Linked DNA regions of Mus musculus: region 1 is linked to region 2. Evidence: chromatin contacts called from ENCODE POLR2A ChIA-PET data. All regions are on one chromosome and are shown on one strand. The core of a region is the stretch at or near the end of the contact, and the rest is flanking DNA. Distances in the headings are between cores, read along the strand shown.

What was found. ChIA-PET counts read pairs that join two places held with the same protein, here RNA polymerase II (POLR2A).
Region 1: POLR2A ChIA-PET joins it to region 2 with 23 read pairs in Patski. The contact joins two enhancer-like sites. POLR2A ChIA-PET finds 5 or more read pairs at or near these places in 3 of 5 experiments (Patski and embryonic stem cell).

Annotation. Positions count from the first base shown.
Region 1 is chr5:103,834,668-103,838,300 of GRCm38, reverse strand. All of the region lies in intron 11 of Aff1 (AF4/FMR2 family, member 1), which reads right to left. Among named protein-coding and RNA genes, the nearest start is that of Gm42139, 49 kb to the left of the region's middle. Within about 2 kb of position 2,365, at least 1 of the 3 ENCODE cell types and tissues checked has a DNase peak (open chromatin) inside an H3K27ac peak, as active enhancers do.
Region 2 is chr5:103,777,053-103,780,642 of GRCm38, reverse strand. The region is part of intron 1 of Aff1 (AF4/FMR2 family, member 1); the gene reads right to left. Among named protein-coding and RNA genes, the nearest start is that of Aff1, 25 kb to the right of the region's middle. Within about 2 kb of position 2,247, at least 1 of the 3 ENCODE cell types and tissues checked has a DNase peak (open chromatin) inside an H3K27ac peak, as active enhancers do.

The sequences.
Region 1 (3,633 bases), core at 1,116-3,615, 58 kb before region 2:
GCCTCCACTACCACACACACCTGCCATGCTCCCCAGTCAATAAACAACCAAGCTGAAAAGAAACCTAGAAGGCGTTAGTTAACTGGATGGGTCAAAGGCAGAACTAACCATGACAAGCATAAGAAACACACCTTTGTGGGGAGCGAGGAGAGATATGAAGAACTCAGGGAAGGGGGGCAACTTTTGGAATGTAAATAAGTAAAATAATCTAATAATAATAATAATAAAAAAACACGCCTCTTCCTGTCATACAATGACTTCCCTTCCTCTGTCTACATAAATGAAGGAGTATATAAATACACTGATTCCCCCACCAAACATGACGGTTTCTTGATTAATAAACCAATTCTGTTAGAGAGGAAGACTTCAGTGAACTCTTCATCCCGTTATTTATTGAAATAAGGAAGACTGTCTACTTATCTGTGCACATGACTATAATCCCAGCACTTGGGAAGCTGAGACAGAAGGATCTTGGCTCTCAGGCTAGCCTGGGCTACACTGGTGACACCAACACAATAATATCAAAAGATAGCCACTTATTTGAAGGGGGCAATCTTCAGTCAAATGGCTGGAATGGATCATTTACAAAAGCGCGCACACACAGAGCTGAAGTCTCCGACTGTGTCCCTAAAGAGTCATAATCTTAAGAAAAGGGAGTGGATGCTGGCACTTGTACACAGCAGTTTAAAGAAGCACTGCTCGGCTTGTGTATTTACCTCAGTTTCTCCACTGTGCCTCATCAACTGTTCCTAACCCAGTCCCCTCTTCATCACAGCTGTCTGCACCATCGGCTCTCTCTTGCTGGCTGGCTTTTGGTTTTGCATGGCTGAGGATTGCATCCAGAGCCTTAATAATGCTAGAGAGGTGCTCAGACACTGAACTCCATCCCCACCCTACTGTGTAATCTCTGATATTCTCTTGAGTATTTAAGGCTAAAATGCCTTCAAAGACTTGAATCCTTTGAGAACTTTTGTTAAACTTCATAGTAGGACAGTGAGAAGCTGGGGGTGGGGGTGGGGGGCTTTGAATAAACTGCACTCACGTGAACGTTTTGGAAAACTCTTAAATGTCTCTAAATACATCTTGAAAAGGCGTTTTCTAGCTTTCACGCTGAAGATGAAGGCATTGGGGAGAAATATTCCCATGTTAAAAAACAAGTCAGGGGCTAGAGAGATGGTTAAGAGCACTGGCTACTCTTCCAAAGGTCCTGAGTTCAATTCCCATTAACCACGTAGTGACTCATAACCACCTGTAAAGGGATCTGATACAGTCTTCTGGTGTGTCTGGAAACAGCTACAGTATACTCATATAAATAAATCTTAAAAACAAAGCAAACAAACAAACAAACAAAAAAAAGTTGGTAAACCTCTGGCCTAGAGCCAGGTTCCCAGGTTTGCAAACCAGGTGACCCCACCGGAGGAGCCAGGGAGGCCTGAATGGCCGTCATGGCATTGACGCACAAAACGGGTAACATACGCAAGGCCTACCGCATCAGAGAACACATGACTCTGCTGAGGGGTAAATATACAACAACTAGCTTTGGATCCATAGCTCTCTGGAAGCGTCTCAGTCAAGCAGCTAACTAATGCCACACCTGAAGCAATGAATGCCTAACCGATGCTAACCACACTCACAGCACACCTCCACAGCTCCTCTACCCAAGCACCAGCTCGGCCTGAGCAGGGACCTGGGAAGGCTGCGCTTCACTGCTTCCAGCCCCACGGAATTAGGACTGCCTAGGAATTTAAAAAATGCCAGAGTCCTCCTCCCGCTGTCCCTAGGTGACTGTAAAGTGATCAGGCTTGCCAGGACTTTAATACAGCCAGGATTTAAACCAATGGGTCCCATCTTCACCACGGAAAGGCTGACTACCAAGCTGGATCTCTTGGCTGTTTGCTAGAGCTTTGTGTCTAGAATGAGGACATGGCCACTCCAAGGTGTGGTTGAAGGGAAGCTTCCTGTTGTAGACATATGAGGGAGAGTACAGCCAGAGGCATCAGGAAGGGTCCAGAGTAGGGAGAGGAAGTAGCGAACTTAACATGGTCAGCAGACTGAATCAGCCATGGAGGGGACGGGGACGGGGGCGGGGGGGGGGGGGGGGGAGAAAAAAGGAGAGGGGACCAAGATCTATTGGAGCACATGGCCCAAATGGCAGGTTCTATCGGAATCAGAAGCTGGGGTAGGGAAGCCCACAAACTGGAGAAGATTGGGATGGGGTGGGGCGAGGAGAGCTGAGAGGAGCCGGGTAGACCCTGACAGGTACCTGCTGCAGTGCACAGAGCACATGAGGCCAGGGCACAGTCTGCTTGGCTAACAGGCACCACAGTTGGCACTTATCCTCAGTTTCTCTTGGACCAGACACTTTGCAGAACTCACGTGCACGGTGGAGATGAGGAAACTTCCCCAAGCTCTGAACAGAATGCTTCCCTTGAGCCATGCCTTAGAGGCTCAGCTTCCAGAGGACAGGCTCTGATCTCAGAATGCGGAGGAGCTAGCCTAGACGCCCCCCACGTCCCCCTTCCCGTGAAGGCTGACGACTCTCTAACCAACAAGGAAGCACACTGCACACTGTATTTCCTTCCACTCCAGTGGGAGGCAGAAAAGCAGAGGATTAGTGCCAGAGACAACATAAAATAAGCCAAGGCAGCTCAGATGGGGGTGACAGGAGACTGGCTGCTGGCCAGCACGAGTAGGGGTCCCGCTCAGGCAGTAGCTGCAGGGACACTTTTCCCTAAGCATGTCCACCACAAGTTCCGATAAAGTTTTGTCTCAGACAGAAAGGCAGGCGGATGGACGGACAGACACACACACTATTCCATCTCATTCTAAAAGCTTTAAAAAAAAATCTTTCTAGCATGGTGGTGCAGGCCTTTAACTAGGAGGCAGAGGCAGATGATCTCTGTGAGTTTGGGGTCAGCCTGGTCTACGTGGCACGATCCAGAACAGAGCTCCATAGACATATACTGTCTCACCCCTAGTCCCCCAGCTAGAGTCCTGACACGGAAACCTGTCCTCTCTCAGCTCAGACAGCCCCTTCTTCAGTAAGCACCTGGGCACAGTAGATAGGGTCACAGATATTCAAGTCTCCAGCAACCAGGTTCTGGGGGAAATCTCCCTTTTCGGTTTGCTAGAGCCACTATATCTTTAACCAGGTGGATAAACTATCTGGGCTTCAACATGATCTTCCTCGTAAGATATCTTTCTTATACTCAAGAGTGCTAAATCCTCTCCTGGTCAGCAAAGCAGAGATGGCCCTTGTGCTCTGTGAAAAGATCTGGGCAGGTAGTAGTAGTACCCTCGGGAGTCTTTCCTCATCACAAAGGAGAAAAAGAAAAAAAAAATCCAGGAATCCAGAGCTCAACCCCTTTGAATAAAGGAAGACGACACTGTCCAAACTGGCATCATGCCTAATAGAAAGCCGCATCATGAAGGTTTGCCTTGAAAACACATCGTGACGGCCACTCAGCATGCCGAGCTTGCCCCACCAGCTCACTTCGCTACCTCTCCCCAGAGGCCTTAGCTAGTTCTAGGGACAAAGCACGTGGTCATGAGTGCACAGTTCTTCAGACGACTCAGAACACTATCGCGCCGCTTTGTGGAACCTCCAGGATAAAATACAGCACCCAGGGAGTA
Region 2 (3,590 bases), core at 998-3,497:
AACTACCTCCCCTGGGAGAAGCAACAGATTTTCACACTCTTGAACACTCAGGGTAACACCACACTGATATCCAAAACGCCTTGCTGGGGGGCAACGGCACTCTGAATTAACACACCCTCCTGGGTGTTTAAGAGTAGGGCAAAGGCCTTGTCAAGGCAGATTACAGAGCCCAGGAGGGCCCCATGGAAACAGGGTAATGACCTTACAGAGGACCAGCTGTCCCGGCCACCATGTTCCTCAGTCAGCACTGTCCTGAGTGCCTCACTGGTTCTTTCGCACGGTCTCAATCTCTCTCTCTCTCTCTCTCTCTCTCTCTCTCTCTCTCTCTCTTTCTCTCTCTCGTTTTCAATCAGACCTGACAAAGTAGAATTTCTTTAAAGACCCATTTTCCAATTTGGGAAAAAAAAAAAAAAAAAAAAAAAAGAGGCTCAATGACTGACTGACTGTCTCACAAAGCCCTGGAAATCCAAGCTTGGTTAGTGATGCAGCCTTACGCTCCCAGTCGCTGGGCTGAGTTACACAGGGCAGTGATGACTAAGGTGTGCTAGCTGTTAATCACTCTTAATTCCTTCGTTTCGAGGAGGTGCACGGCAACCCAGGTATTATCCCTACCAGCAGAACAATCTCGGAACCACAGAACGCATGACTGGTTCGGCTGATTCCACAAAGCCCTTACAGGAAGCTCCTTGAGAGGGGCCTCAACAGGCGCTTGCTCTTCCGTTTTCTAAACACTGAGCTGCATACAATCCTTCTTTAGATCCTTGTTAGATTTTACACACTTGGGGGTCACTGATCCCACAGTAACCTCTGCACTCACAAGTCATGTCTCATACACTAAAGACATCCACAGACAGGGATAACACTCAGCAACCACAGTCTGGCATCAGGATGCTCTGCATCCTGGAGAGTCAACAGAACACAAGGATATCTACAAGGATATCTACAAGTCCCCCCTGCCTCCAGAATACAGGCAAAGTTCATGACCCTTGCTCCTGCTGACTGTAAAGGGCAAGGAGGCTACTTTTGCCTTGGTATTGATGATCACAGACTCATGGTTGAGAAAGGGGGACATAGAATGTTTTGGGGCAGGGTGGGGGTGGAGGGAAACAAATAAAGACAAAATTGAGTCTTCAGAACCTTGAGCTGCCCTGAGTTTATTTAATCAACATCTGGACAGATACAGTTTAACGTGTCGACATTTTTCATAAAACCAATATGTGAAAAGTTTCCAAGCTATTGGGTGCTAGGGACAGAAACAAGGGCAGAAGACAAGTGTAAGTCAGGCGCTGCCAGGACCCTTGAGAGAGAGAGCACTTATGCTCCAACGCACAGAACACTGCATTGCAGAATAAACACAAGCCAGCCGACACTCTCACTGACAGAACTCCCCACACAAAACGGGTAAAAATTTAAAAAAAAAAAAAAATCCGAACGAACCTCTGGAAACCTAAAACACACAGGGTGTGCTGACTTTCAGAGAGGTGGTGAAAATGCTGAAAAATTCAGCTCCAATTCCTCACCTCTTCAGAGTACGGTGATTAAGTCAGCCCCATGCTGGGCCTGTCAGGGTGCATTTACTCAAAGGCTTCTCCTTGGGGGATGGAATGTGTCACCGAGGAGTTAAAGTACTGAGAAAACCCAACTCTGTAGGCATGGGGGCGGGGGTCCTCTCTTCTTCTTCCTTACCACTAATGAGGGAAGGAGTCAAAGAGGCTGGGGGGAGGGGGGGAGAGATGAGGAAGGCCTCAAGCCACACAAAGGCCCAAGCTGGGCTGGAGACATGGTGCAGCGTGCTGTGGTAAGGTCCACCTGAAGAGCCTTCTGCCAGGCCAGAGCTCAGAGCTCACAAGCCTTGTCACTAAACTAGGTTAGTCAATCAGGAATGCTGAATGCCATTCATGCTCCCATGGCAACCCAGGGCCCACGGGGCTGCCTGTGAACAGCTGACTACCCATTTATCACCCCTGACTGCTCACTCCGTGTATGCCTTTCTCTCAAAGATGTCACCAGCTCCCTCTAGAATTAATGCTCAAAGTTTTAACTCTCCTTTGGAGAGTACGGGGGAGGAGTATCTTCTTTCACGCGTCTCTCCTTGTAGCCAGAGAAGGAGAAAGAAATCAACCCACTGGGTTCTGACTCACTGATTTAGCTCTTTGCCGTCCTGCCCTGACCATACAAAACAACTTATAAGACTCACGGCTTCCAGCCACCTTGCCTTACGAAATAGGGTCCCTGTGTCACAAGTGGATAGAAGTGAAGGAACGGGATCGGCGGCTTCTGTCACGTGACTTTAGAGCACTGGAAACGGTTCTGCCTGGCTTACATTTGTCTTCTGTCCTTTGTTTCCATTCCAAAAGCTTGGGAACTTTTTCTTTCTTTCTTTCTTTCTTTTTCTTTTTTTTTTTTTTAACACATTGGCTTTAGGAAAAACTGTCACTGCATTTTAAAATTACATTAGTTTGCCATTAAACTGTATCTCTCCCAATGTTGCTTACAGAGGACAGCTCCGTGTTTTGGAGACAAAAATAAATGTTTCCAAACACAAGAGACTACTCCCCCCCCCCAGTTCCATGTGTATGAAAAGAATGTGCAAGAGGCTTTCTCATAATAAAAATCACTCAGCTAAAACTTCCATTCTTAATACTGCTCCCTTAACCTAAAACACACTACAAACAACAAGCTGAATCGGGGGGGGGGGGGGGGGGGGACTTGGTCCCCCAAACACTCAAACTGACACTTAAAAAAGCAATCGGGGGCCCCTCCAGAAGACAACAATGATTCTATCAGCTGTATTCCTGGGGCTGATCATCTGTGTTAGGACCCCACACCCACCTTCACACAATTTAAATCAGCCTTGAAAACACTGCTCAGGGAACCTCCTGGCCACTCACTCTCCTCTGAGAGTAACTACACTCGATAAAGAAATTTAAATTCTTGTTACGCATCATAAAGTCTCTTTTTCCATTCTGAGGCAGTTTGCATACCTGAGATGCATGTTACAAGTTTTAGACTGATACCGGCTCTAAGGAAACACCATGTTAATTCACCTTGCAGAAGAACCTGGCACATACTTCTACATAGGTTCTAACACACTTTACACTCTGTTAGGTTTCCCAGGAGACTAGGGTGACGTGGTTGAGTGACAATGTGGTTCCTGGAGCATTCTGTGTATATTCAGCTCTGTGCCTGGCATGGTAGTGCACAGCTTCAATATCTTCACTTGGGAGGCAAAGGCAGGCAGATCTCTGTGAGGCCAGGCTAGCCTGGTCTGCGGAGCAAGCTCTAGAGGAACCAGGACTACCAAGAGACTCAGGTTCAAAAACAGTTTTGTTGGAACATTTGCTTCACAAAAAAGATATTCATATACTATTTTAGCGGAGTCTCTCTCTCTCTCTCTCTCTCTCTCTCTCTCTCTCTCACACACACACACACACACACACACACACAGGGCAAAACAAAATGGAGTAAAGAAATATTGTGATCATTATTTTGCAAAGCTCTAAACAGTAGATCAGCCCCAAACTGTAATTCTAGATCCCTGTGTATGAAGAAGCAAAAGCTCACAGCCTGCAGTAAAACAGAGAAAAACA